Regions from separate parts of the Homo sapiens genome. Here region 2 is linked to region 1. Evidence: chromatin loops called from intact Hi-C (ENCODE). Cell type or tissue: OCI-LY7. All regions are shown on one strand. Links, peaks and the distances in the headings refer to the core of each region. The heading gives the core; the rest is flanking DNA. Region 1 overlaps OR5D3 (olfactory receptor family 5 subfamily D member 3). Region 2 has its middle 37 kb from the start of OR9G4.

Region 1 (16,689 bases), core at 13,117-15,616:
TTTTTCACTTTTCTGTTTTATAGACATCTTAGTGTATAAGCCAAAACTAAAAAAGTAAAGACAAGCAAAATATAGATCTAATACACAATCCAGCAATCCACTACTGGGTATCTAGCCAAAGAAAAAGAAATCAGTATATCAAAGGTATACCTGCACTTGCATGTCTATTGCAGCATTATTCACAATAGCCAAGATATGGAATTAACCTGTATCCATCAATGAATGAATGGATAAAGAAAATGTGGTATAAACACCCAGTGGAATATTATTCAGTCACAGAAGGAATGAAATTCTGTCATTTGCGGTTATGTAGTTTGGATGTTTCTCCTCTCCAAATTCCATGTAGAAATGTGATTTCCAATGTTGGAGGTGAGGCCTAGTGGTAGATGTTTGGGTCATGAGGATGGATTCCTCATGAATGGCTTGGTGCCCTTGATCCATTAGTTCATTCAAGAGCTGCTGGTTCATGTGAGGGTCTGGGACCTCCCTCCTCTCTGCCTTGCTCTCTTTCTTTCCATGACACATCTGCTACCCCTTTGACTTCCACCATGTTTGTGAGCTTCCTAAGACCCTAACCAGAAGCAGGTGCCGATGCCATGCTTCTTGTATAGCCTGCAGAACTGTAAGCCAAATAACCCCTTTCTCTTTATAAATTGTCCAACATCACAATTTCCTTTATAACAGAACAAAAACGGATTAACACATGCAACAATGTAGATGGAACTGGAGGTCATTAAGTTAAGGGAAATTTGCCAGGCACAGAAAACCAAATATTACATGCTCTCACTCATATGTAGGACATAAAAAGTCAATCTCATGGACATAGAAAATAGAATAAATGTTATCAGAGGCTGAAAAGGGTAGTGGGGAGAGTGGTGTATAAACAGGTGTTGATTAATGATCAAAGATTAATTATATCTAACCAAAATACAGTTAGATAGAAGGAATAAGATCTAGTAGTAGTCCATACACAATAGGGCAACTGTAGTTAACTATAATCTATTGTATATTTCAAAATAACTAGAAAAGTGAAATTGGAACATTCTTAAAAGAAGAAATGACCAGTGCTTGATGTGATGAATATCTCAATTACCCTGATTTAATCATTATGCATGGTATCCTTGTATCAAAACTTCACATGTACCCCATATACATGTACAACTATTATGTAGCCATAAAAATTAAAAATAAATAAATGAATAAGACAATGAAAACCCATGTTGGCACAAGCATATTTGTGCAACAAGTTTTAATTTTAAAAGTATTGATTATGTGTATTATTATCTTGCAATTCTAAATTCCAATGCTACAAACTTTGTTCAGAGTTGCATGCAGGTTTTGGTTAAGGAATGATCTGTGCACATAATACTAACTTTTTTTAATCTTCCAATGTGTGGTTTCATTACAGCTTTAAGTCATTATTTTCGTAAGTTCTGAACATGTTTTTAAAAACAGAAACCAAGGCTGTGGCTATATCAATAGAGGCGTGAGAAATTGCTTTATATAAACAAATTGCTTAAATAGAGATCTGAATTATGGATGACATGTCACCTTCTTGGGCTAAAAAAAGAAATATTTCAATAAATTTCTGCCAATTCAAAGTTAAAGATTTATTTAAAAGAAAGGTGCCAAACTCTTCTCAGTCAGGTAATCAATGAGAGAATAGATTTACTGATATAATTTGTTATTTTTGTTACCAAAATAAGTATAGTAAGAGAAAATTTTTTAAAAATGAACTAGTTAAACTATAGGTAATTTTTTTTTTCAGAAGAAAAGTTGAGATCCAAGAGGCCAGGCAAGAGAGATATTAAAAGAAAGAGTCTATAGTCCCAATCCAATTGCTATTTAAGAAACAGTCATAAAAATATTTTTTCTTTTGAGAAGTGTCTGATCACAACCTTCACCCACTTTTTGATGGGTTTTTTTTTTCTTGGAAATTTGTTTCAGTTCCTTATAGATTCTGGATATTAGCCCTTTGCAAGAAGGGTAGATTGCAAAAATTTTCTATTCTGTAGGTTGCCTGTTCACTCTGATTATAATAGTTTCTTTTGCTGTGCAGAAGCTCTTTAGTCTAATTAGATCCCATTTGTCAATTTTGGCTTTTGTTGTCATTGCTTTTGGTGTTTTAGACATGAAGTTTTTGCCCATGCCTATGCCCTGAATGGTCTTGCCCAGGTTTTCTCCTAGGATTTTTATGGTCCCAGGTCTTACATTTAAGTCTTCGATCCATCTTGAGTTAATTTTTACACAAGATGTAAGGAAGGGGTCCAGTTTCAGTTTTTGCATATAGCTAGCCAGTTTTCCCAACACCATTTATTAAATAGGGAATCTTTTCCCCATTGCTTGTGTGTATCAGTTTTGTCACATATCAGATGGTTGTGTAACAAAACTGCATGTTCTGCACATGTAACCCAGAACTTAAAGTATAATAAAAAAATTTTCCAAGTGGGAGAAATTATTTTATTTTTCTAAGATATAAAAGTTAACAGTATCCTAAAAGACCCTGATAGAAAATAAAGGGAAAATATAAAAGTAAACTGGAATAACAAATCCAGGGGAATTCAGGCCTAAGAAGTGTCTGAGCAATGTCTTTTTCTTAAACTTTTAGATAAATTTTCCATGACAATAATAATAATTAGTAATAATATAATGTTACTTCAAATACCTCCAAACAATGATATATTAAAACACTAAAGGCATTTGATTATATAAACACTCATAAGAACTATTTCTTTTAAAATTTAATATCAAAGCATGTAAAAACTTCCTTAGCAAATAAAATTATATGTTTCTTAATTTCATAAAGGAGCTTCAAATAACTACAGGACAAACAGGCTTAATATTAAAACGTAAGATATTACTTTTGAAATCATAAATATTTACAGCTTTCTTTATTTTGTCAATCATTGTACTGTAACTTTTAACCACTAAAGTTGTGTAATAATGCATATAAACAAGGATCAATTACAGATAGATCAATAGATAGACAGATAAAACAAAAAAGGTCATCATTTTCATAAGATGACATTTCACAGATAATAATACATAGTAATGTAGAGATAACATGGATAAGGGAAAAAAAATGAATGAGAGTTTTGTAATGTTTCTGAATTCAAAACAAATATATTAAAATCAACTGTATGTCTTTATAAAAGCAGCAAACTAGAATGAAATATTTAAGAATAGACTACTTATGATAGCATCAAATATTCAATACCTAGGGGTAGGTCAGTAACTCTAAAGATAAGTGTATCAAAATATATTAAGAGGATTTAATGCAAACCTACATAGAATTGTATTAAGTTCAAAGACTGGAAAAATATATATCTATTCTCTCAAAATAAACTTCATTCTGTCCAATAAAAATACCACTCTGGTATTTTTGTCATCATCGTCTTCATTATCATTATCATCATTGTCATTTACTTTGGAGAGTGACAAGAACATCCTCAAATTTTTCTGAAAGTGTGAAAGGCCAAGAATAGTAAGTACCTAGAGCAAAAAAAAAAAAAAATTCCCTGAGGCTTTTTTCAACAGAATGTCAAGACTAGTTTTACTATATGGTAATTAATGCAGTGTGGTAATATTGTAGAAACAGATGAACACACAGTAGAAGATAATAAAATGTTCAGAAACAGACTAAGTTATCAAGAGGTACTTCAATATGGCAGGTATTACACTACAGATACATGGAGAAAGAACATGCCTCTGGATGTATGGAGGTAAAATAACTGCATATCCATATCACACGATATAGCAAAACAGATAGCATCTGAATTACCAACATCACAAAAGTGAACACACACACAATTTTAACCACATATAAAATCAATCCATTGACTTCCTTAAAGAACTTTTAATTATAAAAAGATATAAAACATTGGTTTATGTTGAATAGCCCCCTTTACTTCCAATCACTCGCCATTCACCAATTGGCCTAGAACAAAGCCTACCTATCTCAGAGTTGTGTGTGCATGTGTGTGTGTGTGTGTGTTTGTGTGACACACACAAAGGTGAGTATCTCACTTCAAAATTCCAAGTTCTGTATCATCAAGTTATTGCTACATATGCAAATTATAATACCCCAGCACAATAAAGCATTGAGCATACATTTCTTGCTCACACAACAGTGGATCAGCTGATGTGGCTTTGTTACACACTGCAGCTGAGGAGTTACTGAGGGTAGTCCTGATCCTCATGTTTCTCTTTCTTCTGAGACTAGCAGGCTACCTGGGCATGGTCTTCTTACAGTTATGGTATAAACACAAGAGGGAACACAAAAAGACACATGAATATTGTAGGTATTACTAATATAAGGTATAATAGCAATCCCAGTTGAAATGAGAAATTTATTTCTCCAATGGAATAGTCAGAGAGAGAGAAAGAAAATATTCTCAATAATAATCTAATCTGGATTGTTTTACATCCATCCAACATTATTATATACAGTCAAATTAAAGGAAGTACAGCCATATGATTAAATTAAAGGAAGTACAGCCATATGCTGAATTGAGGGGATTAACAATGTTGAAGTTTGAACCAGGTTTTGCTATAGAGAAAAATATCATATGCTTACAGGAACAAGAACACAGACACACACAATGAGGAAGAGCTTTACTCTGCTTTAGTTTACCAATCTCACTGTAGTGTCCTCCATTTGTGGAATCTAACACTGTGAGTATCATCCAATCTGCCGACTTAAAATACCCAAATCAGAGAAACATTTCAGGTAGCCCGGGCCAAAGCTAAAGATTTCTTTTGAACTAAAATTGTGTGTGTGTGTGTTTTTTTTTTTTATTTTCCCCAAAGCAGATTAGATACAAGCAGTCATGCTCAGATAATTTATTTAATAAGTAATTTATTTAATATGGTAATTTATTTAATAAGTAAAACTAATTAATAGTAGATGTGTAAGTGAAACAGGAAAGAAAAGACAACCAAATAAGATGCACTGACAAGTCAGCTACAACTACAGGACAATGAAGCTTAGTCTCATGAGAATAGTCTGGAAAATAGTACAGAATATAGCTAATAATCACTCATCAAGAATAGATCACACTGGAATTTTTTTTTTTTTTTTTTTTTTTTTTTTTTAGATAGAGCCTCACTCTGTCGCCCAGGCTGGAGTGAGGTGGCACAATCTCGGCTCACTGCAACATCCGCCTCCAGGGTTCAAGCGATTCTCCTGCCTCAGCCTTCCGAGTAGCTGGGATTACAGGTGCATGCCACCAAGCCCGGCTAATTTTTTGTATTTTAGTAGAGACGGGGTTTCACTGTGTTAACCAGGATGGTCTTGATATCCTGACCTCGTAATCTGCCCACCTCTTGGCCTCCCAAAGTGCTGAGATTACAGGCATGAGCCACCACACCTGGCCCTCACTGGCATCTTTTACATCAACTTTTATCACTCATTGAATGAGATCTGTTTGTTTGGATTCATTGCCTCAAACATCTCACTTGCCTCACCTTTGCGATGATCTAACTACTGAGCTTCAGAAAAATTCCTTAGGCAAAACAATGATGATTTGGACAGTAAGAGATTGGACAGTATTTTAGTTATTTAACTAATATTTATTTTCTTCCATAATTTATGAAGATCAGGAATTCAGAAGCAGGTGAGGTGGGTGGTTCTGGCTGAAAGTCTCTTCAGAACTGTGGTAAACTTATGGCTCAATAAGGTTGGAGATTCCACCTTTATACTCACTTCCATGATTATTGGCAGTTCCTCACTGGCTATTCACCAGAAGCTTCGGTTCCTTCCCATGCTTCTCAAAAGGGCAGATCAAAGCATGGCTATTTGCTTATTCCAGATGAGGGATTCAAGAGAACACACAAGCTGGAGACCTTTGTGAGCCAATCTCCCATTGACACACTGGCACTTTTGCAGTATGCTATTGGTTACCCAATCTAGGAGGGGACTACACAAGGGTACTAACCGTGTATTTTATGTTCTATATTCTGATGCTTTGACATCTTGGGCCTTGTGAACCCTGGAGGGATGGGCCCACCCATGGTCTGCCAATTCTTAGAGACGATAAACAACTCACCCTAGAGTTGCAAACTAACAAATCCACAACCACTGCTCAGGTCACCTCCTCTACCAGGCACTCATGCTCTGGGCCATTATCCTCCTTCCTAAATCATCCCTAGGGCCAGGCACTAGACACCTAGGGAAAGCCTCTAGACACAAGGGCCTGCTGAAATTATTCAAGCTAGCCAATTGCAAGTCCGTTCAGCAGTTCCTTTGTAAAGATCCCTGCTCATATTTCACCGGGCGCGGTGGCTCACGCCTGTAATCCCAGAATTTTGGGAGGCCCAGGTGGGCTGATCACTTGGAGTCAGAAGTTTGAGACCAGCATGGCCAACATGGTGAAACCCCAACTCTACTACAAATACACAAAATTAGCCTAGCGTGGTGGCAAGCACCTGTAATCCCAGCTACTCTGGAGGCTGAGGCAGGAGAATCGCTTGAACCTGGGAGGCAGAGATTGCAGTGAGCTGAGATTGTGCCGTTGCACTCCAGCCTGGGAACAGAGCAAGACTCCATCTCAAAAAAAAAATTCTTGTCATATTTCCCCTCACTCCTTCCACTTCTGGACCAACCCTGGTGCTTGTTTGTGTAGCCCTGTGGAACATGTCATGCCTCCTCTTTCTAGGGATCTGTAAGTATAATAAAATTTTTCTTTTAACACAATCATGTCAATGTCTCTATATTTTACCATACCTGATTAAAACAGATCTTGGGGACCTTTCAAACAAATGGATCATTACAAGAAAGTAGAAATTATTGGGTGCCATTTTGGGGATGCTACATGATGCCTTCTGATCTACAATGACTCTTGTCCCTTCGCCACATAAAAAAAACACTCAAATCTTCCCAAGGGCCCAAATGCCTTATTCCACCACAGCATTTTGTTAAAGTTGACAATATGTAATCACCATCAGGACCAAATATAAAGGAAGCTCCATGGATGTATTGTCTTAATTAGAGGTTCTCAAGTCCAGTTTCTCTCAACCTATGAAACTAAGGAGACAAGTAACGGTTACTCTATAAACCTAGCATACAATGTTGGTACTGGTAAGAGATATTGCTATAAACATTCTGGTTCAACATATGCAAAGGAATTACTCATCCATTGGAATTCTGAAGTCCAGCCAGGGAAATTTAGAAATTTCTTTGGTTAAATTGCAAAATCTGGGAATAATTAGCCTAATTAGTCTCGGTTCCTTAGCTCTCACCTCTGGACTTTTGGTACCACGGTCTGAATCATCCTTTCTTCTCATGAAATGTGGGACATATTTGCAACTTAGCAGGTTTCTTAGCTTGTTTTCTTCTAATAGAATTTTGATAACTCATAGGCCCCTTTCAATTTTTTTCAGTCACTGTGTCTTTCAATTTAAGGTAGTGATCTCTCTCTCTCTCTCTCTGTGTGTGTTTGTGTATATATGTGTGTGTGTGTGTATACATGTACACATATATACATAAATGAACTTTGTGGATCTTCTATGAATCTTATTGAATTCCACTATATTAGAGATAAAAACACATCCTTAAGTCTTTTAGATATAAGTCTTTCCCTACCTTGGGCTTCTATGAGATGGCTCAGAGATGGCACACTTAAGGTTCCTAAAAGCCTTGTTGTTGATAGAGGAGGTGGAGCACTTTTAATCTCTTTTGAGAGTCTTTTGTGTGAATATACTCTGAGATACCACTTTAGATCTTTCTGAGGTTTTTCTATTTTTTTTTAAGATTTTATAGTCAAATCCTAGACTTCATCTTTAAATCATGTTTTCACAGCAATGCCATGGATTTGATCATCCTTGGAAACCATTTCTTAATTTTGCCAACTTTTCCCATTATGGGAGGCTAAGAGATTTCATAGCCATCAAATCCTGGATCTTTCAACATTAATAATTTAGTTTGTTTCTTGCCTCTAATGCCTTACTCTAATCTTCAAGGAGAAACCAGGTAGAACTTTAAACATTTCACTTAGAAAATATCTGTTGTTAGATAACCCAGAATATTAGGCACATTTTGTACTTTTCAAATTACTATAGGCAATAGCATTACTAAACATCTGCCCTACATAACAAGAATATTCCTTTCTACAACTTCCAATAATATTTTTCTCACTCACCTGGAATCTCTAAACTGTAATCTTATCAAAGACCTCCAAAACATATTAAGATTTCAATGATATTTTGTTCAAAACTGACTGCTCATTTCCAAAGCCACCTTAACATCTTGGGTTTTTATTTGGCAACAATATATTCCCAGGCACCAAAAATCCACTGATATAGTTTGACTCTGCGTCCCCACCCAACTCTCATGTCGATTGTGATCCTCAGTGTTGCAGGAGGGACCTGGTAGGTGATTCACAGAGGCGGACTTCCCCCTTGCTGTTCTCCTGATGGTAAATGAGTTCTCAGAAAATCTGGTGGTTTAAAGTGTGTACACTTCCCCTTTTACTCTGTCTCTCCTGCCAGCCATGAGAAGACATTCCTGCTTCCTCTTCACCTTTCTGCCATGATTGAAAGTTTCCTGAGGCCTCCTTAGACCTGCCTCCTGTACACCCTGTGAACTGTATGTCAATTAAACCTCTTTTCTTCATAAATCACCAAGTCTCAAGGTAGTTCTTGATAGAAGTGTGAGAACTGACTAATACAGTTGCATTAATTATTCATTGACAGCTAAAAAGTATCCCCAAAACTTCGCAGTTTGAAACAATAAACACTGATTACCTCATGGTTTCTATGCATCAGAAATCCAGGAGCAGCTTAGCTCCAAGTTTAGAGTCTCCCATGAGGTTGCAACCAGCCTTCCAGAGCTACAGTAATCTCAAGGCTTAAACAATGTCAAACTTCTGCATCCAAGCTCACTCACAAGGTTGCTGGCACCTCTTGTTCCTTGAAGGCTGTTGGCCAGAAGCTTAGGTTCCTCATCCCAAAGGTCCCTTCACAGGGTTATTCAAATATGGCCACTTCCTCCCGAATGAGAGACCTAATGTAGGTGGAAAAAGACAGAGAGAGAGAATCCAGACTGTTAAGACTGAACCTCAAGTATTATGTATTCTCATTCCTACCACATGCTATTCATCACACAGACCAAGCCAGGTAAAGTATGGGAGGAGACTCCACAATGATGTGAATACCAGAGAATGGGATCATTGGGGGTTCCATGTATGGCTGACTACCACAATCACTGGGAGTAAAATTCAAAAGATAGAGGTGGGACAATAAGAGTGTCTGGTAAGGAATTATGCAAGAGAGGCAAGCTGAAGGTTACTTTTTGAATGGTTTGCGACAGCTTACTCAAGTGTGATATGTGTTGCCTCCATAACTGAAAGACGCAGTACATTTTAAATCACTTAATTGCAGTACAAATTGCCCTAAGTTGTCATTTGCTTTGGAGAGGATATCTCAACATTCTGCAGAACACAAGATCAAAAGAATTCTTTTCTGATGTTAAGAATACTTGTATTTTTATAGGATTTATTTAAGACATCATCTCTGACACATCAGTTTCTCACTAAGAAATTGAGGACACTTGCCCAGTGTCTTAAATATCTCTAGTTCTCTGACAGTAAATTATGCCAACATTTGGATGCCCTGAATTTTTATTATCTTTTTGCAAGCTCTCCCAGGCATTCAGAAGATCCCAGTTCTTGTAATCACCACCACTTCCATGACAGTTTTGTGAAACCCCCACCTCAGTCCTCCAGGCATTTGATTCAGTGAGCACTTCATTATAATCATGCACAAAGGATTATTTAGTTAGCCACGTTACTATACACCATGGATTACTGAATACAATTTCTATTTTAAAGATGCTTAGCCCTGTCTTCACGGCCAAGTGTATGATTAGATACCCATATTTGAAGGTCTAGTTCAGAGAACATTATTACCAAGAGTCTGAGTCTATTCGAGAAAAACACAATCTTTTCTAGGGATTTCAAAACATAACATTTAGTACAGAAAAATTATTTTTACAATTGTTAAACAATTGATGAAAAGGCAAAAACCCCACAAAACCTTAATATACCACAGTAGTGGTTACTGCAGAAAAGAACTACTATCTCTAAAGCTGAGGGATGCTGGGATTAATACAATGTGGAAGGATGTAGACAGATATCACAGATCTAGGAAAAAAAATGTTAATTATCTTACATTGAGAGATCTTTTACATTCCCTTACTAACTCTAATTGGTTTTGATAGATCTTTTTGGATTTGGATGTTCATACAATTATATTATCTTAAAACATGAAAGTGTTATTCTGTCTTCACTAATGTTCTTTTTTTCCTGTCTTACTCAATTGTCTAGAACAACCTTTCCACAGAAGTGGAAATAATGAACATTCTTCTCTTGAGTTGAAATTTAAAACAAAGCTTCTATTATTTCTTTTCTCTTTTTTGTTGTTTTTTCATTTTGTTTTGCTTTTTTTTGAGACAGAGTCTCACTCTGTCTCCAGGCTGGAGTGCAGTGGTGCGATCTCGGCTCACTGAAACCTCCAACTCCCTGGTTCAAGCCATTCTCCTGCTTCAGCCTCCTGAGCAGCTGGTATCACAAGCACACACCACCACGCCCAGCTAATTTTTGTATTTTTAGTAGAGACGGAGTTTTGCCATGTTGGCCAGGATGGTCTCAATCTCCCGACTTTGTGATCCGCCCACCTCGGCCTCCCAAATTGCTGGGATTACAGGCAGGAGCCACTGCACCTAGCCGATTATTTTAACCTTAATTGTGATATTTACCTACAGATTTGGTAGGTAAAAGATTAAGACATTTCTATTTCTATTTTTCTGGGAGCTTTTGTTTTCTTCTGTTTTGTTTTATTATGAACAAGTGCATAAAAGTTAATTGTATGCATCAATTAACTGGGCCACAGGGTGCCCAGATATTCAGTCAAACATTATTATGGATGTTTTTATAAGGGTGTTTTTGGATGAGATTAACAACTAAATCAATCAGTAGCCTAAGTAAAGTAGATTGCCTTTGCTAATGGGGATGGGACGCGTCCATCAGTAAATGCCTGAGTCTAACAAAAGGCTACTTCTCTCCCAAGCAAAGGAAAATTCTTTCCTCTTTCTGCCTTTGAACTGAGACATTAGGTGTTTGCCTATAGACTGAAACTGGAACATCAGCTCTTCATGGGTCTCAAAACTGTTGACCTTCTGACTGGAAATACACCCCTGGCTCTCTAGTTCTTGGGCCTTCCAAATTAGACTAGAATTTCATCATTGGCTCCCCTGGGATCCAGCTTGCTAATTTACCCTGAAGTTCTCAGCATTTGTCAGCCTTTATAATCGCATGAGCTAATTCTTTAAAATAAATAAATACCTCTCTATGGACAGATATAGATATAGCTAAGCAGATATCCATCCCCTTGGTTCTATTTCTCTGGAGAATTTTGACTAATACAAGATATAAATTTGAATAAATATCTTTATAAATTGAAATAAACATATGCTTTTCTCCCTTATTTTGCTAATATGGTAAATTCATTGATGAGATTTAAATGATATATCCACTTTAAATTCCTAGAATAATATACAACTTGTTTCATATATTGTTGAAATTTATGTGAAAACTTTGTTATTAGTATTGCTGTATTCTATATTCTGTTTATAAGTTGTTATCTAAAATAGCCAAGAATTACCTCCAGAAATTCTTCCTGAATTTTGGTTCTCTCAGATCCACAGGTTCAGGCTTGTTGTTATTTACTCTCCTTAGGATTTTTTCCTGGTGCTTAAACTGCATGACAACAAGTTTCAGGGGAAAACTTTTACCAACAAGGTATCCTTGAGCTTAAATATTCTATGTATCGAGAATGCCATAAGCAGGAAATACTGACTATTGAATCAAATATTTATCCTTTTCTTAATCAATCATATATGTTTCCATTTTCTTTATAGGGACTCTGTTTTCCTATTATGTTTGATAGCAGTAAAAACCACTCACGTAAGCAAAGTGTTATGTAATATAATCACGTAATGATATATTTGTCCAACACTAATACAATCTTTGATGCCGTCTTTGTTTAGTCAACATAATATGAAAGTTGACATTTACATAAAATGGTCCAGATATAATTTTTATAGTTGTTAATCCACTAAGAAGTGAGCATTAAACTATATAACTTGCTTTAGTATTGTGCATATGATAGCAAATGTCCTGCCACAGCCCTCCATGGGAAAAAAGTCACATTTATACCTACTGTATCCAAAAGTTTAAAAGAAGAGCAGCATACAAATGTATTTGTAGAAAAAAAATAGCCCATAGCTATCACTTAATATGACCATTAGCAAACTCACTTACATTATCTAAAATGTATTTATCTTCACAGTTAACATGTTTGCTTTCACACTGAAAGTATAATTTGAGAATTTGGGGGGGAAATTGCATTATATTTGTGTAAACTGCCCATTTATGAACATTTACCAAAATAAAAAAATCTTGTATTAAAGGGATTAGCAACTATTCTTTTTTTCTTTGATTTTTATTTTGTACTAAAAGAAACCTACCAAATTACAGCTTACATCTTCCAAAACAATATTTAAAAATAGTATATTCTAACTTTATCCTGGAAACCTTATTGAATATACTAAATATTCTGCGATGCATACTCAAACTTTCTAAATCCTTTTTTGTGCTCCTTAACATCTTTATTAAACTATACACATATGCACACACATACACACAGCTTTAAAAATACTCGACTAGAGCATTTAATTATGACTCATTATCTACAGTTAAAAATTAAAGTAAATCCTCTGTTACTTTTGCTGTATTCTGTAAGTGTTGAGAATTTTGTTGTATATTCCTAAACAGTAAGTTGCATAGACATGTAAGTTGGTGTAAAGCATTAAGGTAAAAAGTTATTGAATTTTTATTTGGAAATAAAGATAAACCTTGAGGGGAAACAAGTATCACTTAACAGCTTGGATTGGACCTTCAACACATGGTTGACTTCATATTCTGTGCTTGTAAGCCTTAATCATGACTGGCAAGACACAAGGAGAAAATGTAAGTTCTTATACTTAATCTCAACCAGCCATTTGGTTAAGGCAATCAAATTATTTCAATTATTTGAAAACTTCTCTAAAACCAATTAGAGCCATGGGTTATCTGTTTTCTGCAGTAAAGTTATCTGGCATTATCAAGGAAGAATGTGTTTAAAGATGTAAATGTTTCAATCAATTTTGAACCCAGTTTTTCATTTCTCCCTGTACCCATCACTCTTGACTTGTAATCTTGCAGTTCTACAAGAAATAGATAACTTTCTCAACTCTTGCTTTGGGGCTTGGACGTGATTTTCTCTGACTCATAAAATGTTAACAGGTGAGACCCAAACAGGAACGTTAAGTATGCTTTTATTTTTGGAATACTCTATTGTGGCTCTGCTTTCAACAAAGACTATCAGCCAAAGAGTCCAAAGAAGATGACATACATACAGGTCTCTAGTTCCAAAGGTAGCTGATCTAGTTACCCCATTCTTGACACCCAAATGGTCGAACTGATATCAACAGAGCTACCCCAGTCAAGTCACTTATTTGAAAGGATTGCTTACTGTTAGATATCACTGAGTTTATGAATATTTCTTTTATCAATACATAACTAATGCTTGAATAATGTATGTGTATTATCTCAATATCATTATCCTGGTTGTTATATTGTACTATCTTAGGGGGAAACTGGTTAAAAGATAATTGGAATTCCTCTATATTATTTCTTACAAAGGAAAATGAATAGAAAATTATCTCAATAAAATTTTTAATAAATAAATAACATGCACAATCATATTGGCATCAGTGGCAGAACTAGGGTGATGGGCATTTATTTGCAAAAATATTTACCATCTTCTTATTATCATGCATAAAGAAAAATATAATTTATAATACCAAGTATAACTTAACTTTACCAGATTCTGGACTTCGTAAGGAAGATAATTTTCTTATTTATTTTTGTTTGTCTGTAAATCTTCTAATGCCAAAGTTGCCCATACAGAATTAATTGTAATTATTTTATAGATAGTGTTTTATACTGAACAGCTCTTATCATAGTAATTTTATGTTATCAGGTAAACTTCCTCATTATAAACTACTATTCTTCAGATCATCTCAAAAATTTTTACATTTTGCAAGATTTAAATTGAACTGAAATTTGACCTGGACAATCACAATAAACGTATACTAACACAAAAACTTTTGTATTACAATATTCTCGATCAAAAATTTAGTTTAAATGGTCTGAGATTCCATACTTACAGTATTTATAACTTTAAAGTTATTTTACTAAACATCAGTGTGAATAGATATTGTACTGTCAGTTGGAGGGTTATCATAATTTCATGCAATGACTAGTTATTGAACAACTGCAGTGCTGCTCTCAAGGATAAATAATTAATATTTCTAGCATTACATTTTATGACATAATAATTTGGTAATGACTAACTTCCTGACTGTCTCTTTTACATCTTTGTTCCTGAGGCTATAGATCAAGGGGTTCAGCATGGGAATGACCACTGTGTAAAAGACAGAGGCCACCTTGACCATGAGCCATGAACTTTTGGAGTTAGGAACACAGTAGAGAAAAAGGATAGTCCCATGGAAAATGGTAATGGCGGTCAGGTGGGAGGCACACGTGGAGAACGCTTTCTTGCGCCCCCCAGTGGAAGGCATCTTCATGACAGTGATAAAAATGAAAGCATAGGAAGTGAGAATGATCACCAGGCTGCTTATTTCATTGAATGTTGCAGAAACTAAAATGACCTTCTGGCTCATGTAGGGGTCAGAGCAGGACACAGCAACAATGGCAGCGTGCTCACAGACAAAGTTATTAATGAAGTTAGTCCTACAAAAAGATAAAGTCAACAGAAAATATGTGTATGTTAAGGAACAAACTAAACTCCAAGAGTATGATGCAGCCACTAACAAGGAGCAAAGCCTCTGGGACATTGCAACTGTGTAAAGCAGAGGGTTACACACTGCCACAAATCTGTCATAAGCCATCGCTGCCAGCATGAATGTTTCTGTCACCACAAATATACAGGCAAAGAAGAATTGCATGATGCATCCTGTGAAGGAGATGATTCTGTCTTCCACAACCAAGTTCTCCAGCAGTTTTGGTGTAATTGTGGTGGAATAACAGAAATCAACAAAGGACAAGTGGCTGAGGAAAAAGTACATAGGGGTGTGGAGTTTGGGGTTGATCCTGATGACCATGATCATGCCCAGATTCCCCATCACAGTGATTGTGTAGATGGTCAGGAAGACCAGGAACAGGGGTATCTGAAGGTCTGGAAATTCTGAGAAGCCCAAGAGGATGAAGGTGACTCCAGCAGTCTGATTTTTTTGAATCCTGTGAGAAAAAAATAAGAAAGTTGATCCAGAGAAGTAGAAGCCAATATGTGCAATAAGAAACAGAAAGGAAGAAATATTGAGAGACTTAGTGGGTCTTTATTAAGAGTGTTGCTGAAAATTCTAGGTTTCCACTGTCAAATTATTTCAAAAGGTAGAGTACTTATATAAAAATTACAAGGTGAATAGGATTATTTTGTGAATGGAATAATAAAAAACAAAATTAAGACAGGAAAAACAAAACAGGGTATACCTTCCTATATTTCAGATAATAAGACAGCAGGCTTCATGAGAAGAGCCACTCTAAGTTTGCATGAATCTGAGATAAGTGCAAATATTTCTGTTGGAGGAAATATATACTTTTCTACAGTTTCATTCCTGCTGTACCTCTAAAGCTTTGAGACAGTTAACTTACAACTCTTAACAAATTGTAAAATGTTAACATTCCTGTAAAATGGTAAATTTAACAGTTTATTGGTGGTTTTATTTTTAACACCTTTCTCATTCCTTATAATCCAATACTTTCAACACATTCTGGAGCTGTGTTACACTAATATGCTAATCTTTCTCATGCATGTTGAACTCAACTTGAAAAAATTTTCATGTTATTTTTAATGATGTATTATATCACTTATGAGAAGATTATTGCAACAAAATATGTGATGTATGTTTCTGTAGTGATAAAATAGTTGAAGTAATTTTAAATGAAAAGTTTTTCATTTTCTGATGTGGCAAATCTCAGAAGACAGGTAGGTGACAAACAATAATAAACATGAAAGTACTGAGTACTGCAAATAAATATTAGTTTTTAGGAAAATTGCATTCTGTCCTTTTGATTTAAGTTTAAAGCTTTGCCAAGAATAAGTGTCAGGAAGACCCATCTCAAACAGGACACCATAGTATTCTTTCAATATGCCTTGATGCCACAAGGCATTTCCTCAATGGTAAAATGTGATAATATATTCATGATATAAAATTTAAATCAGTAGAATGGAAGCAGAAAGATTGCTAATGAATGTAGTGGTTATAAAACACAGTATAAAGCATATTAGATATTCACTTTTATATTTATTAGAATTATAGCTAATTAGTGTGGTTTCAGAAACCTTAAGTAGTTATTGAAATGAGGCCTATATGGGACAGCTATCAACATGTGGACACATTTGTGAATACAATGCAGAGAATCAGTTTCCTGAACCCACAAAATGGAAGTACTGTAGAATTTTATTTGTGGCTTTAGTCTAAGTCATAACTATATTTTCCCCATTCTCCTTTATGTTTTTCCATTACACAATAGCTTTCTCTAGTTCCCACAAGCTTGTGCCTGTAGG
Region 2 (16,689 bases), core at 9,223-11,722, 1.1 Mb before region 1:
GTATTGTCTAGGTTTTCTTCTAGGGTTTTTATGGTTTTAGGTCTAACATGTAAGTCTTTAATCCATCTTGAATTAATTTTTGTATAAGGTGTAAGGAAGGGATTCAGTTTTAGCTTTCTACATATGGCTAGCCAGTTTTCCCAGCACCATTTGTTAAATAGGGAATGAACAGACACTTCTCAAAAGAAGACATTTATGCAGCCAACAGACACATGAAAAAATGCTCATCATCACTGGCCATCAGAGAAATGCAAATCAAAACCACAATGAGATACCATCTCACACCAGTTAGAATGGCAATCATTAAAAAGTCAGGAAACAACAGATGCTGGAGAGGATGGGGAGAAATAGGAACACTTTTACACTGTCGGTGGGACTGTAAACTAGTTCAACCATTGTGGAAGACAGTGTGGCAATTCCTCAGGGATCTAGAACTAGAAATACCATTTGACCCAGCCATCCCATTACTGGGTATATAACCAAAAGAATATAAATCATGCTGCTATAAAGACACATGCACACGTATGTTTATTGTGGCACTATTCACAATAGCAAAGACTTGGAACCAACCCATATGTCCAACAATGATAGACTGGATTAAGAAAATGTGGTACATATACACAATGGAATACTATGCAGCCATAAAAACGAATGAGTTCATATCCTTTGCAGGAACATGGATGAAGCTGGAAACCATCATTCTCAGCAAACTATTGCAAGGACAAAAAACCAAACACCACATGTTCTCACTCATAGGTGGGAATTGAACAATGAGAACACTTGAACACAGGAAGGGGAACATCACACACCGGGGCCTGTTGTGGGGTGGGGGGAGTGGGGAGGGATAGCATTAGGAGATATACCTAATTTAAATGAAGAGTTAATGGGTGCAGCACACCAACATGGCACATGTATAAATATGTAACAAACCTGCACATTGTGCACATATACCCTAGAACTTAAAGTATAATAATATATATATAAATAAATGTAGCTAATTAAAAAAAATTAAATGACCTTTATGTACTATTTAAGAAGACCATTCTTACAAGAAAATTGTAATGCTATCTTTATTATATCTTGTCACATATTTATAGTTAGGATTATTTAATTTAGGTAGTGTAAGGTAGAGTTTTAATATTTGTTATTTTTTCAAAAGCATTCAAATATTATAATACCTTTTATGTTTAATTCATCATTATTTTCCCAATTTGAAATAAACATTTATGTTAAATTGGCATACGTTCATGAATCTGCTTTTGGGTCTTCTACTCATATTTCCATATAGTCTAGGAACAACACCTTGTTGTTATAATTATGGTAGCTTTATAATCTGTGCAGATACCTGGCATAACACATCCTTTGTCTTTGGTTTTCTTTTTCAAAATTGTGTTGGCTATTGTTGAACATTTTTCTTCTTTATACATTTTTAAATCAAATTGTTTTATTAAAATATGTTTCGATTTTGGTTGGAACTACATTAAATTTGTGAAATAATTTGGTGAGTATCTTAACCCAAATAGCCTAAGAAAACCAGGAGCAAGCCTTTTTCTCACCAAATCACCTTTATTGATCCATCACAATGAGGGAGACCACACAGCTTATAAACTACGGACGTCTCATTAAATGAAGGAAAGATAGTAATTATAGGATCATTGAGAAGGGCTGAGTTTAGGTAAAATTTATACCAAGAGAATTTTTGATATACACCAAGCAAAGTGGGGTTGTCTATAAAGCAGTCAACATCAGTTTCAAATTACAAAGCAGACACAGGGTCCTTCTTCCTTAGGAATTACAAAGTTAAGGTAAATGTGGAATATTGCATCTTGAAGCCCCTTGTTTGATGTTCTGTATCTGTGTTGGAAATAAGACTGCTTTGCTATGTCAAGGTGACTTAGATCTTCTAGAAGAGAGTAAGCTGTTTTATCTACTAATATAATTTAAAAGAAAATTAGATGGCCTATTATTTTAGAATAGAAAGTCATTCTTGAGTAATAAAATAGTAATTACTCAAAGAAAAGTGTTGTTGGGACACTTTACAGCTGCAAAATATTCTATGGAGAAATCTTGTTTCCTGCTGACTCTACAGTTGTATTTATCTAAGTCTGTTAGTCCAGTGTGAAGAATGGCCAGTTAGATTTTTACTTTCCCAATAGGAGCTAATTTATTTTTTCCAAGAGAAAAAGACTCTTTATGACTAAGTCATTTGATCCAGAAGAGATCAAAAAACAAAAATATTATGTTTTTCTGGCTTATTTTGTCATTTTTTTTATTTCATTAAAGTTCCATTATTTGTATTTTTCTTCGTAGAAATCTTGAAAATGCTTTGTTGGGCTTATTAGTGGTTTTTTTTTTTTATTAATTCCAGTTGATTAATATGATTTTTGCTGAGATAATTTACATTTGATTATTTTTGATTTTCCATATTGATTTTCTATTCTACTACCTTGTTAAACTTTTATTATTTTTTTCTAAAAATTTATCTTAACAGTTGATTCTCCTAGGTTTTCTATGTGGCTGATTATTTTGCCTGCTAATAGTGACAGTTATTTCTTTCTACTTTTACTACAGTACTTATATTTATCTTTTTTTTTTTTAGAATTTTACAATCTTTAATATAAATGTTAAATACATATGTTATGGACATCTTTAAATAGTGTCTGATTATAATGTGAATGTTTCTAATGTCTTAACACTACACACATTTTTTTTTCTGGAAGATTCTTTGTATTAAATTAAATAGTTATTTTTATTTCCAGTTTTGGAAAGTTCTTCTTGAGAGCTGCATTTTATCAAATTCTTGTTCAAATTCGATTGAAATAATAATAATGCTTTTTCCTATAATCTGTAAGGGTAGTGATTAATTTATATAGGTTTATAAAGTTTTAACCATTTCTTAGTTAAGTCCCAAATTTCTCTATAAAACGCTTAAACCATACTATTTTTTAGAACTGTGATATATCTAATGTCCTAGCATTTTATTTGGGCTTTTTAAAAAATATCAATGTTTCTAAGTTAGTTCCACCTATATTTCTTTTCCTGTGCAATATGTTATGATTTTAAAAAATCAAAGTTGAATGCATGATCAGTTCTCTATTTTTCTCACTATAGAGACTAAAATCAACCAATGGCTGATGGAAATATAAAAGGATCACAGAATTCATTTTTGTAGGCTTAAGGTATCATCTTCAGCTGCAAGTCTTCCTTTTCTTACCATTTCTACCTTTTTTACCTCATTACTATGACAGAAAACTTGGGCATGATGGTTCGCATCTGGCTCGATTCCTGCTTTCACACACCTATGTACTTTGTCCTCAGCTACCTGTCCTTTGTGGACATCTGCTTCTCATCCGTTGTGGGCCACAAGTTGCTCACTGACTTATTTGCTGTAAGGAAAGCCATCTCTTTCCTGGGCTGTCCCTTGCAGCAGTGGTTCTTTGGGTTCTTCATAGTCATTGAGTATCTTCTCTTGGCTTCCATGGCCTATGACAATTATGTGGCCATCTGTAACCCATTGTTGTACTCAGTGGCCATGTAATAGAGACTGTGCATCCAGCTGGTGGTTGTACGTTATGCAGCTGATTTCTTCAACACCATAACTCACACAACGGCTGCTTTTCATTTTCCCTTTTTTCACTCCAACATTATCAATCATTTCTTCTGTGACATGTCTCTCCTTCTTTCTCTCGTGTGTGCTGACGCCCGGATCAATAAATTGTTAGTTTTCATTGTGGCTGGAGCTGTACTAGTTGTCAGTAGCCTGACCATTATAATCTCCTATTTTTACATCCTTACTGACATTCTGAGGATCTGCTCTGCTAATGGGAAGAACAAAACTTTTTCCACCTGCTCTTCACACTTAACAGCTGTTTCCATCTTTTATGGGTCTCTCTTCTTTAGCTACGTTCGACCAGGTGCAACTTTTTACCCGGAACTCAATAAAATAGTGTTGGTGTTCTGTACATCCCCATGTTGAAACCTCTCATCTACAGCTTGATAAATAAAGAAGTATCCTAGCCACTAGACCACCAGGGAAGTGGGGAAAGGATTCCCTATTTAATAAATGGTGCTGGGAAAACTGGCTAGCCATACGTAGAAAGCTGAATCTGGATCCCTTCCTTACACTTTACACAAAAATTAATTCAAGATGGATTAAAGACTTAAATGTTAGACCTAAAACCATAAAAACCCTAGAAGAAAACCTAGGCAATACCATTCAGGACATAGGCATGGGCAAGGACTTCATGTCTAAAACACTAAAAGCAATGGCAACAAAAGCCAAAATAGACAAACGGGATCTAATTAAACTAAAGAGCTTGTGCACAGCAAAAGAAACTACCATCAGAGTGAACAGGCAACCTACAGAATGGGAGAACATTTTTGCAATCTACTCATCTGACAAAGGGCTAATATCCAGAATCTACAATGAATTCAAACAAATTTACAAGAAAAAAACAAACAACCCCATCAAAAAGTGGGTGAAGGACATGAACAGACACTTCTCAAAAGAAAACATTTATGCAGCCAAAAAACACATGAAAAAATGCTCATCATCACTGGCCATCAGGGAAATGCAAATCAAAACCACAATGAGATATCATCTCACACCAGTTAGAATGACAATCATTAAAAAGTCAGGAAACAACAGGTGCTGGAGAGGATGTGGAGAAATAGGAACACTTTTACACTGTTGGTGGGACTGTAAACTAGTTCAACCATTGTGGAAGTCAGTGTGGTGATTCCTCAGGGATCTAGAACTAGAAATACCATTTGACCCAGCCATCCCATTACTGGGTATATACCCAAAGGAATATAAATCATGCTGCTATAAAGACACATGCACACGTATGTTTATTGTGGCACTATTCACAATAGCAAAGACTTGGAACCAACCCAAATGTCCAACAATGATAGACTGGATTAAGAAAATGTGGCACATATACACCATGGAATACTATGCAGCCACAAAAAATGAAGAGTTCATGTCCTTTGTAGGAACATGGATGAAGCTGGAAACCATCATTCTCAGTGACTATTGCAAGGACAAAAACCAAACACTGCGTGTTCTCACTCATAGGTGGGAATTGAACAATGAGAACACATGGACACAGGAAGGGGAACATCACAAACCGGGGCCTGTTGTGGGGTGGGGGGAGTGGGGAGGGATAGCATTAAGAAATATACCTAATCCTAAATGACGAGTTACTGGGTGCAGCACACCAACATGGCACATGTATACATATGTAACAAACCTGCACGTTGTGCACATGTACCCTAAAACTTAAAGTATAATAATAATAAAAAAAGTAAAAGATGCCATGGGGAGGATGATTACCAAAAAGAAGTTTTTTAAAAAGAAAATTACAATTTTAATTCTCATCAAGAACAAAAAGTAGATAAAAGGAAAAGCTTCCAGACATAGTTAGACTTCCTCGTCATCATCCCAAGATACTAAGCCATTTGCAAAATTTAGGGGATGGCATATTTCTATGCTTCCATCTGACTTTTATTTTACTACTTACTTTTGGAAAAACCTCCATTTCATCATCTTTCTATAAATGATAAAAATTTTTAGTTACCTACAGAGTCAGAACAATTATATGTCTCCCCAAAATCTTCATTATTAGGAATATGATAAAGTCTAATGAATATTAGAACCATCTAGCGACTGTTATTACTAGCACACTAGTTATATTTAATAATGTAAATGTCCACACCAGGAGTGATTTATTGGAAAAAAAACATGTGTTCCCCATTCCCATCTACAGAATTGAAAATATAAAAGGTTACTTTGCTTAAAAATAATTTTTTAAATAAAAGGAATTCTTTTTCTTATATTCCTTTGAATTTATTTTATGCCTATTTTCTTTATTTTTATATTCTAAAAACAAAATAAATCATCATTATAACAGAAAATATAAAATATAAAGGAAAAGAGGAGCAACAATAAAAATAAAAACCCTAGAATCTTACTATTTCATACAGAGACAAATCCTGGCAATAATTTTCAGATGACTCTCTGTGTATTTGACTCTTAAGTCATTTCAGCTATTACTTTATTTGTTGATATTTAGTTTTTTTCTTAGTTCTTTTAGGTAAAAATAAATGGGAATAGCTTATTATAGAAACTAGAAATAAAATGCAAGAAAGTGAATAGTAAAATAGAAAAATTTTTAAAATTCAGAGGCACTGGGTATGGAAAAGTTAGAGGTAAATTAAAATACAGAAAATTTACAGCCTATTTTCATGTTACCCATTTTTGTTGTTTCCAAATTGAAAAAGAAATATAATAGACAAAATTTTAAAATAGTTTTAGCATCTTTTTGTTTCTTTGAAATTAAGGAAGAGTTTCTGGTCAGAAAAGTGGATGCAGAGCTGATCCTGTGCATCTAAAATAACTCTTCATACAGAACCCCAATTTCAGAATGAATCAGGTGCTATCAGATCTTCTCCAGTGTTTACAAACTTCCCTGGAACACATTGGGATGATATGTGTGGACACTCAACTTTCCCCAAGGCTCTCAATATTTCATGGGTGTCTCATTGAAGGAGAGACCAATAGACATGTTCAGATGGAAAGCGGTCTTGTCTGGACTCAGAACAATGGGTCAGTAACTGCAATCTCCTTGAATTGCACTTGAGCAATTCCAATGCCAAAAATAATGGGTTGAAGGCAAATCTAATGATGTTGACAGAAAACAGACTGTCTGTAGCCTGAGTGTGATGAGAGGCTTTGCACCCTCTTAGAGATTTCAGAAATCACTTTTTCCAACCACAGTTTTTACCATATTTTAAAAGTAGTAAACAACATTTTTCTTGAAATGAGAAAATTGTTCCACTTAGTAAGATTATTATATAATTTAATGTATTAATTGAATCAAAACGTCTTTGGCCTAATAAGAATATAAAATATATGGGCCTAAATTAAAAAAATACTTTCTCTTGTTGCCTAGGAAAAGCAATAAATACATACTTTTAGAGACCTAAAATTATTAGAGAATGTTTGGAAAGCAGAACACAAAGAAAGTAAAACTCACATGTAATTTCACTACTCACATATGAAAACAATGGTAATATACATCAAAATAGATATTTTTTTCTACTATTTAAAATTTATATGTTTGTACCATATATATAGGATTCTGAAATATAAAAATGCAGATAGTTTATTTTATAAGACAATGGGATCTAGAAAAACACACGTTCTTGTCATGTAATTTTGTTTGTATAAATAATCTATGCTAAATCCATTGTTTACACTCTTCCAGCATTTTCTTATATGTAGGTATATATATTTTTACAAGATTTTTATAGGATTTTATATTAAATGTTATTTTTAGCTTGCTTTTAACTAGATAAATCCTAAATATTTTAAAATAAATTATGTGCTATTAGATATTCTTCGCAAGAGGATTTTTAGTTGTCAAAATTAAGTTAAAAAATATGTATATGGTGACTCCTGATTAGCAGGCATTATTCCAAGTCCTGAGGATACAGCAGTAAATGAGACAGGAAAAGTTCTTTTCTCCTTTGGAGGGAGAGAAGCGTGCATTTAATGGCGAACCAGCTAGGGATTAGTATTACTACAAATAAAGAAGAGCTAGGGATCAGCACTACTACAAAAAAAGAAGAGCTAGGAATCATTATCCTACAAAAAAAGAAGGATCAAATATATCTCATGATGGAGACAGGATCATACAGTTTATTTACAGTGGGGTTGGGATTCTAACTCAGGTCCTCAGACAGCAAAACTTGTGCTTTTAGCTATCATACAAATGCCAGCATGAAAGGAAGATCATCTAAGGGGAAAAAATGGCTAAGAAGAAAAGAAGCCAAATAAATTACATTTACCTCTGTAGCAAATACTACTAAAGAGGAATTCCATCTTTCATTCTCCTCTTGCTTAATGGAAGCCCCATTTTTAGCTGGTCACATTGCAACCAAGATAGAACACTACATTTTTCAATCTCCTTTGTACGTGGCTGTTGCCACATGACAAAGTACTGAAATGTAAGAAGAAAATGTGTGAGGTTCTTCTGGGAAGTCTCCTTAGATGTTTAGGTTAGCATTCTTCTTGTCACCTGTCTCCTTTTTGTGACCTAAATGTAGATTCAGTGGCAGTCATTTTGTACTATGGGGAAACATTCGGGCTCCTGTCACTGTATAGTAGCCTTATCTGCCCTACATTGGCTATTTACTTACTCATTTTATAAGAAAGAAAAATAAAGTTTAAACAACTTGTTTAAGTTACTGCTACTTTAAATTTCCTAACACATGTAGGCAAACCTAATCTGAACTGATAAAATCCCTTTTTTGGGGGTGGGTAGGGAAAGAACATCCACGTAACACCTTTGGTCGACTATTGTATTGGTTTGGCTTTTAAGCTTTAGCTCATTAAAGGAAAATAAAATTGGGACAATATAGTTAGGAGAAGTTTTCTACTCATTTCTTTTCTGTCACTATTTGACACCATTCAAAAGAAACAAAAACTGTCTTTGATTGACCCAATTTTTTTCTACTTACCTGTTAGTTGTGTCCAGAGTACTGGTATCCTCCAACTGACTTATTCTCCTGGATCAGGGGCCTACCTCTGTGGTTTGAAGATTCAGGGCCTCATGGTTGACAGCCACACCAGGTGTGGGAGGGACAAGTTATCTTAGAACCACTAAAAGAGTGTTTTTTTTTTTGCCAAAAGAAGGGAAAAGGGACATCTGATTGGGAAGACAAACATATTTAAAATGGAACTTTGAGGAAAGAAAGAAAAAGGTTTAAAGATGTTTTGAAGAAAGAGAGAGGAAAAGATTATTTTTAATCCTATTAGATTCAGTGATGTGTGTGCATGGTGTGAGTATGTGAGAGAGAGAAAGAGAGAGGAGGATGTGACAGTCAATTGCAGGTGTGTCAAGTTGGTTGGACTAAGGGATGCCTAGATAGCTGGTAAATAATTATTTCTGGGTGTGTCTGAGAGGGTGTTTCCAGAAGAGATTGGCATGTGAGTAGGTAGACTGAGGTGGGAAAATCATCCCTCACTCAATGGGGGCAGGCACCATCCAATCGTCTTGGGGCTTGGATGAAACAAAAAGACAGAAGAAAGGCAAATTCTATTTTTTTTCTCTCTCTCCTAGTGTTGGGACACTCTTCTTTTCCTGCTCTTGGACATCAGAACTCCAGGCTCTCCAGCGTTTGGACTCCAGGATTTGCACCAGTGGTCCCAGGTTCTCAGTCCTCAAGCCTCAGACTTAGAGTTACAACATCAGCTTCCCTGTTTTTGAGGCCTTTAGGCTTGGACTGAGCCATGCTACTGTCATCCTAAGGTCTCTAGCTTGCAGATTATCTGCCTGGGACTTAAACTTCGTAATCATGAACCAGTTCCCCTAATAAATTCCCTCTTAGGCATCTATATCTCTATCTGTGTCTACATCTATCTATCTCTGATAGGTTCTGTCTCTCTGGAGAATCTAATATCTATATTATATTCACAAATTTAAATACGAATGGCACAACTATATTAAGGTTACATAAGTGAGGCTACATACTGCAAAATTCAAAATAAAATCAGTATCCAAAATTACACATAATTTATAGAAATTTTTTTGTATTCTTCTCTATAAAATGGGGATAACATTATCTAGGGCATTGTATTACTATCAAAATTAAATAAGATATTGCAGGAGAGTATTTAGAAGTGCTGGATGATGTTTCTATTCTTGTTATTGCTGATTTTTTTTCTTATTATTATTGATATTCATATAGTCATCTTTATGGATGTTGGAAAGGCATGGGACATCATCTGCTCCTGATTAAAACACAATTTTATTTACCTAGAAATAGAGGAATTCTTCCTAATCATATGTCCCAAGGAGCTACTACTTGTTTATCATGAGAACCTTGTACAGTGTCTGGCACAGAGTAGTTATTCAATAAAAGTTTGTTGAACCCAACGGAGCATAACAGGCTTTTGTTTTCTTCAGATCCATTTGGAAAGAAATGTAAGGAAAGATTAACTATTAATGTTGATTCATCTTTCTCCGGTTTCTCTGTTAGTAAAGATTTCCTCAAAATGACCTTACATCCTGAGTTTTCAAAACCTAATTTTAAATATTAGTTCAATTTCCCAACCCATTAAATTTTGCTTTTATAATGTTTGCTTTCAGTACTCATGAAATATACATTTTCATATTATTTATGAAACATCCTTTTCTCCTTCCTTTTAGTAATCTTAGGTAAGAAATTGTGAAGGAAAAGAAATAACTAATTCAACTGAGTTACTCCAGTGACAACTTTCTGTAGAACTTTTTTCCTGAGAAATTATCAGATTTGTATAAGGATTATATTTTTCAAAACTAAATTTTAATTAAAAAATTACTCTAAGTTTATATAAAATATTTCACTAAGAAATATATTGTATATCTTTAACTCTTAAGTCAACTCTTGTTAACATGCTCTTAGCGAATACAGAATACGTTTAAGGGTAAACAGTATTCCCAGCGAAATAACACTGTCGTGGTTTCTTCTTAAGTTGTTAAGCATTGCCACTAGATGGCAGCATCAACTTATCAATTAAGATAACAAAATTGTCTCAGGTTTCCTTTATTAATTGAAAGCATTACTAAGATGTTAGGCTTGGAATTTTGGAGGGCCGTGAAGTCCAAAGTTTGTGTGTTAAGGTCTATGCACATTTATTCCACAGGAAAGGACCGGAGCTTTCATTAGATCCTCCAAGTTAATGGCACATCAATCTTTAAAATTGCTGATATACTTTCACATTCGTATCTTTCGATTTGTGAAACTAAAATATAAAGTGAGAAAATAAATTTCCAATGACACGTAACAGAACTATGGCATATCTTTTCTAGAAACACATAGTTAAGAGCTTTTGACTCCATCATTGAACATTCTTAATAGCTCCTTATATCACATAACGATCATAAAAAAAGGCATATCATTAGCTGAAAATACTTTCTAGTCTGTCATTTGCTACTTTCCAAATAAATAAAAGTGAGTAAAATATGTATATTTTAAAAATGACTGCTTCTACCTTTTAATATCGACCACAGATTAGAATGTTTAGAATGATTTGTATTTTACTCTAATTATTCAGGAATTTAAAAATATCTAAAAAGTAACTTACTTCCTTTTCATGGGGTAATACTTACATATTAATAATAATGGTAATTGTAAAATGCTACTGTTAATGGGGGTATTGGAACACTCTTTAAGAGAAAATAATATTATAAAACTTTTTAGCAACAGGTGATGTAAGCCCTTTAAAAATTATTTTATTAAAAAAAACTTTGCAAAGTGGAAATTATTCTCATTCAAGAGATAAGAAATCCTGAGGTTCATAATAGTGGAGTGACTTTCCTGAAGCTACATGGGAGGAAATGGCAGACACAGATGTCAAATTAAATTCTGCTTGGTTCCCAAGCTCTTCTTTCTCTTTATTGAAATGTTCACAGCTTTCCTTGGCTAGGGGAGGGAGTTCCCCAACCCCTTTCGCTTCCCAGGTGTGGCGACACCCCACCCTGTTTCTGATCGCCCTCCCTGGGCTGCACCCACTGTCTAACCAGTCCCAATGAGATGAGCCGGGTACCTCAGTTGGAATTGCAGAAATCACCCGCCTTCTGCATTGGTCTCGCTGGGAGTTGCAGACCAGAACTGTTCCTATTCATCCGTCTTGCCTGGGAATCTAGTGCTTCTTAATTGTCAGCTTGTATTTAATATTGGGGCAACTTAAGGCTGTTTAGAAAGAATGGGTATCTGAGTGAAGATTGTACATTTTAGGTTTCACGGTAGAGTGACTCACTGGGCCACTTCATTGAGGAACTCTCAAAGTCAGCATCCTAGTTCCTCTTTACACTTTCATTGAGATCTGTAATCAAATACGGGCAAGTTTTTAAAAACCAGAGCTTTCATGTAATGAAAGGTATGTCTTTCTTTAATCTCAGTATTTTCACAATGGACTCTTGAGGTGATGTGTTTTCAGTGAGTTCAGATTTACATATTGTTTCCGTAACATTTTCAAAATATCTGATATCTGTTGGAATACTCTAGGTTATTCGTAATGACCAACCATCTTCCAATTTCTGAGACTTTAATAAAGAAATACATTTATTTTTTCCTCACAGTACATTCTCATTTCATGTTGGTGTATTCCGTGCACAAAGACTTCAGGTAGTTGAACACTCCATCATGTGGAACTTTCCTCCTCAGTTTGGGAGGAAAGAGAATATAGGGACTCTTCTTTGCATCTTCCCAAGAGTAACACATACCTCTTCTGTTCAAATTGCAATGATCAAAGGAAGTTTTACGGCTATGCCTACTTCCAATGGAGTGAGGAAAAGCAATAATTTGTAATGCTGAGATATCAAGGGGATAGGCATATCACATATTCATTTAGACTATGAATGATAGATCTTCATTAGTTTGTTTGGGACATATTTGCAGCTCAAGCCTTCATCTTCAGAGAGTAACTAGAGCTATTAACTCTTCTCTGTTATTAATGTCTATAGATTCCTCAACCACTATAAGGAAGCAATTTTGATATAATAATATTTTGAATTAGAGTTATCTCCATCTTAACAGGTATATTGTCAATTTGTCTGTTCATATTATTTTCTGCTTGTTTTATCTTATTGATTCTCAAATATAATGTTGATGGTAAAATATAAAATCTGCTATTGTATAAAGCATTTTTGCTATAGCTATTGATTGCATGAATTTGAAACACAGTTTTCAGAATCAATCTGATACTACCATAAACAACTAATAACATAACTTTTTTTCTGATTTTACCCTCATTTTCAACTAAAAATGTGCAAATCTATGATGGCATAAGGTGAATATTCTGTGGTAAGGCCTGGCATAGTTTGTACCTTTCCTTCTTTTGCCAGCTGTTTCTTGCCCAATGATATGGTTTGGCTGTGTCCCCACCCAAATCTCATATTGAATTGTAGCTTCCATAATTCCCATATGTTGTGGGAGAGACCCAGTGGCAGTAATTGGATCATGGGGGCAAGTTCCCCCATATGGTTCTCATGGTAGTGAATAAGTCTCACAAGATCTGATGGTTTTATAAGGCATTTTCCTTTTCACTTTTCTCTCATTTGCTCTTTTGCCTGCTGCCATGTAGACTTTTGTCTTCTGCAATGATTGTGAGGCCTCCTTAGCTACGTGGAACTGTGAGTCCATTAAACCTCTTTTTCTTTATAAATCATCCAGTCTCGGGTATGTCTTTATCAGCAGTGTGAAAACCAACTGATACACCCAGAAAATCATTTAGGTAAAGGAAGAAAATACTTTTTAAAAGCACAGACATATACATTGAAAATAAAGCCAATCATCTGCCTTTTCTTTGACATATGGGTTTGTTTTGTAAGTTTAACATCTTAACTTTAATCATGAGTAATTATCCCCTTACTTCTAGAAAAGCACTATCTAGAAATTGTCTTTGTGGCTACAGAAAATACATTTTTACAAAAACTTAGAAATATAGATTATAAAGATTATTCAGCACAGATGTACATAAAGAAATTTAAAATAATTATGTGATAAGCAACATAGGAAGAATTAAAATATTAATATTGATTCTTATTTAAATCAGTAAATACAATTTCAAAACAGTTAGAAAATACAAATACCCTCATGGAACAAACATTTACCTGTTCTTCAAATAAAAGTGCTTTAAGCAACCATTAGAGAGAGGGTAAATAGAGTCAGAATTCTAGTAACATCTCAGATGTATTTGTTTCCATGAAGAAGAGGCAAAATATTATAGGCAAAATCATAGTAAAGTAATAATGAAGAGGATTTGTGAACTTTAAGGAAATTACAATGCAGCTGCAGAAATAAAAGCCACATGGAGGCTTTAAAAGGAATCGACACTTAGAGGATCAAATTTTTGTTTGAGAGTAATTTTTTGTTTTTTTTTTTTGAGATGGAGTCTCCTGCCACCCAGGCTGGAGTGCAGTGGCACAATCTCGGCTCACTGCAACCTCTGCCTCCCGGGTTCAAGCAATTCTCCCACCTCAGTTTTCTGGGTAGCTGGGATTGCAGGTGTGCACCACCATGCCCGACTAATTTTTTTTTTTTTTGTATTTTTACTAGAGACGGGGTTTCTTGAAAAGTTCTTACAAAGTGCAGAGAGAAAAGAAAACGTAATTAAAAGGATGAAAAGACACATACTGATATCAAAAACATAGAATAGAGATTCACCTAACAGATAATATGTGTATTTTTAGGATAAATCAGAACAATCAGGGCAGAAAGGATGATCAAGGCTACAGAATGTTTCCTGGGCTAATAAAGGGTCACATATTTAGGTCCAGGAGTGGTGGCTCATGCCTGCAATCCTAGCACTTTGGGAGGCCAAGGCAGGTGGATCACTTGACGTCAGGAATTCGAGACCAGCCTGGCCAACATGGTGAAACCCCATGTCTACTAAAAATACAAAAATTAGCTGGGTGTGGTAGTGCACCTGTAATACCAGCTACTTGAGAGGCTGAGGCATGAGAATCCCTTGAACCCTGGGGGTGGAGGTTGCAGTGAGCCGAGATGGCGCCACTGCTCTCCAGCTTGGGCGACAGAGGGAGTGAGATTTCTTCTCAAAAAAACAACAAAACAAAAAAAAAGAAAGTCACGTATTTAGATTTAAATTTTTTACTACATCTGGACAAAAATCAAGAAAAAGAAGCTCACACCTAGACAAGTCCTAGAAGAGATGGTTTTATTGTAAGGTTAATAAAATAATTATTTATGTATGAAGACAATCAAACCTGCTACCCCCAAAGGGGGAAAAGTCAAATAATTATCAGTATCCTTAACAATATTAAACATAGTAAAAATTAATATCATTAGTAATAATGACTGTTAATACTATTTTAGACATAAAAAAATTAAGCTGTGATACCTAAAGGGTTTTCAGGGGAGAGGTAAATTTGTTTTGCATGCATATAGTCAACAGACTCATCAAAAATTTAGCTCTCATAAAAAATGCTTTAAAGAACATGGCAGCATGTAAAGAAATCAAAAACAAAATTCTCAGAGTAGGGACATTCTGTTGTATGCTGAAAGACTTGTAGTTGTCTAGAATCAAAATTCAGAATTCTATTTTGACTTTTTTGTCAGGTTAATGCTATTTGCAGTGGAGGTAAAACTTAACCATGAAGTGTTTTGTTGAACTGGTTTTTATTCTTTTCTTGGCAACAAGAAATGTGTATTCTTTACCATACTTCAACTGTTTAGATATAATCTGCTGAAGTTTAATGATCAATTAATACATCATCAGAAGTCATCTTCCAGCTTACAATAATTAAACTCTTTACGTGTTTTGGTCAAAGTTGTGGGAAAATTAACTTCTTCAGCAACATGTGTTAAATGCTACTTCTAAGGAAAATCCATTTTCTACAGATTTTGCTCATGTTCCCAAGACATGAATGCAAAACAGAGGGGGGGCAGAGATAGCTAAGGTTCTTTGGTGGCCCTCCCTCTCTTGTGCTATGTCAATTTAAAAAACATACCTTGTAAATGGAGTTTCCTTGCTTAGTATGGAACTAGAGAGAAGTGGAGTCACTATATCCAGTTAGAAACAAAACACAAAATTATCAAGAAACATCTTACTGGACTTATTTAGAATATAAAACAACTTTAATTGCACTTTCCCTTAAGCAGCCTCATTCCCAAGTTATGGCACACTCTGGGGACAGAGTGCCTTCAATAACAACAGCAAGAAAAAAAATGATGCAACTAGTTCAGGGAACATTTATCTAATTGAAAAAGAATCTGATTATGTTTTACACTGATGTCTTCCACGTTTATTTGGAAGAAGATAAAGAATAAAATCAAATGACAAAAGTAAATTCTGACCCATTCTCTATGTCAAGGTAGCTGTGTGAAGGGGAGGGTTGTAACTTGAGACAGGGCTTAGTTTTACTTTAGTTCCTTTTGTTGTTGAAGTAGAGGGAGCCCATTAGAATGTAAGTTGAGAACTTTTAAATAATTTCTTTTCGTCATCGTTAAATAAGGAGGAACTCATTAAAAAGTGAGTTGAGAACTTTTAAATAATTTTCTGCTTTTTAATTATCTGCTTATTAACAAGCTCAAGAAAACGTAAATTTTTTCAAGTGGAATTCAACTAGATTACATATTTGGTTCATGGCAAGATCAGCATTACCCTTGTCATTGACGAATGATTCAGCAAGAGCTAAGAAGAGATGATGTGTGTAGAGATAAGGTTCTGCAACCAGATCAAACTATAATCACATAATTATAAAGTGGGACAGAGATGCTTTAGCAGTACTATAATGGGACAAGACAGCACTGAATCCCACCCATTCGATGCCTAAAACACCCAGGTGATTTCCTTGCTAAGGGAAAGCTGTTGTAGGTTGTGTTGCTGGTACCTTAGTGCCCTGAATATGAGAGCCAATTGTGTCTCTCACTCTGTGTGGTTTGATCTCTACGGACCACTGTATTCTATTCTAAGCACTGAATAAAACAGAAATGGAGAAGCCAAAATGTGTCTAGAGGGATAGAAGGATTGGGCAGTTGTAGAAACGAAGATTGACAAAGAAAGGGTGAAGAGCTCTGGACGATTTTCAAGTCAAAGGCTGAAATGTAGCGTGTTCCTGGAGGAGCTTAAGCAAGAGGTGAATGTGATGGTTGAACACTTAGACTGGCCACCTAATCTGT

The links. Hi-C counts contacts between places; a loop is a spot of excess contacts. Peaks named below come from ENCODE experiments on the same cell type or tissue, not always from the same donor. Only the 100,000 strongest peaks of a DNase experiment are listed, where the experiment ranks them.
Region 2: it touches region 1 in a loop (8-fold over the local background); 7 of 110 quality-filtered maps call a loop at or near these places.

What each region holds. Positions count from the first base shown.
Region 1 is chr11:55,724,886-55,741,574 of GRCh38, reverse strand. OR5D3 (olfactory receptor family 5 subfamily D member 3) reads right to left here. Exons shown (of 2, transcript NM_001396059.1): 2 at 11,954-15,359. The coding sequence ends at 14,417. Among named protein-coding and RNA genes, the nearest start is that of OR5D3, 9.5 kb to the right of the region's middle. In OCI-LY7, for the core only: CTCF peaks have their summits at 14,450 and 14,650 (motif pointing left); no DNase peak of the experiment used is centred there.
Region 2 is chr11:56,777,494-56,794,182 of GRCh38, reverse strand. It overlaps the pseudogene OR5G4P. Among named protein-coding and RNA genes, the nearest start is that of OR9G4, 37 kb to the right of the region's middle. In OCI-LY7, for the core only: a CTCF peak has its summit at 10,531 (motif pointing right); a DNase peak (open chromatin) is centred at 10,522.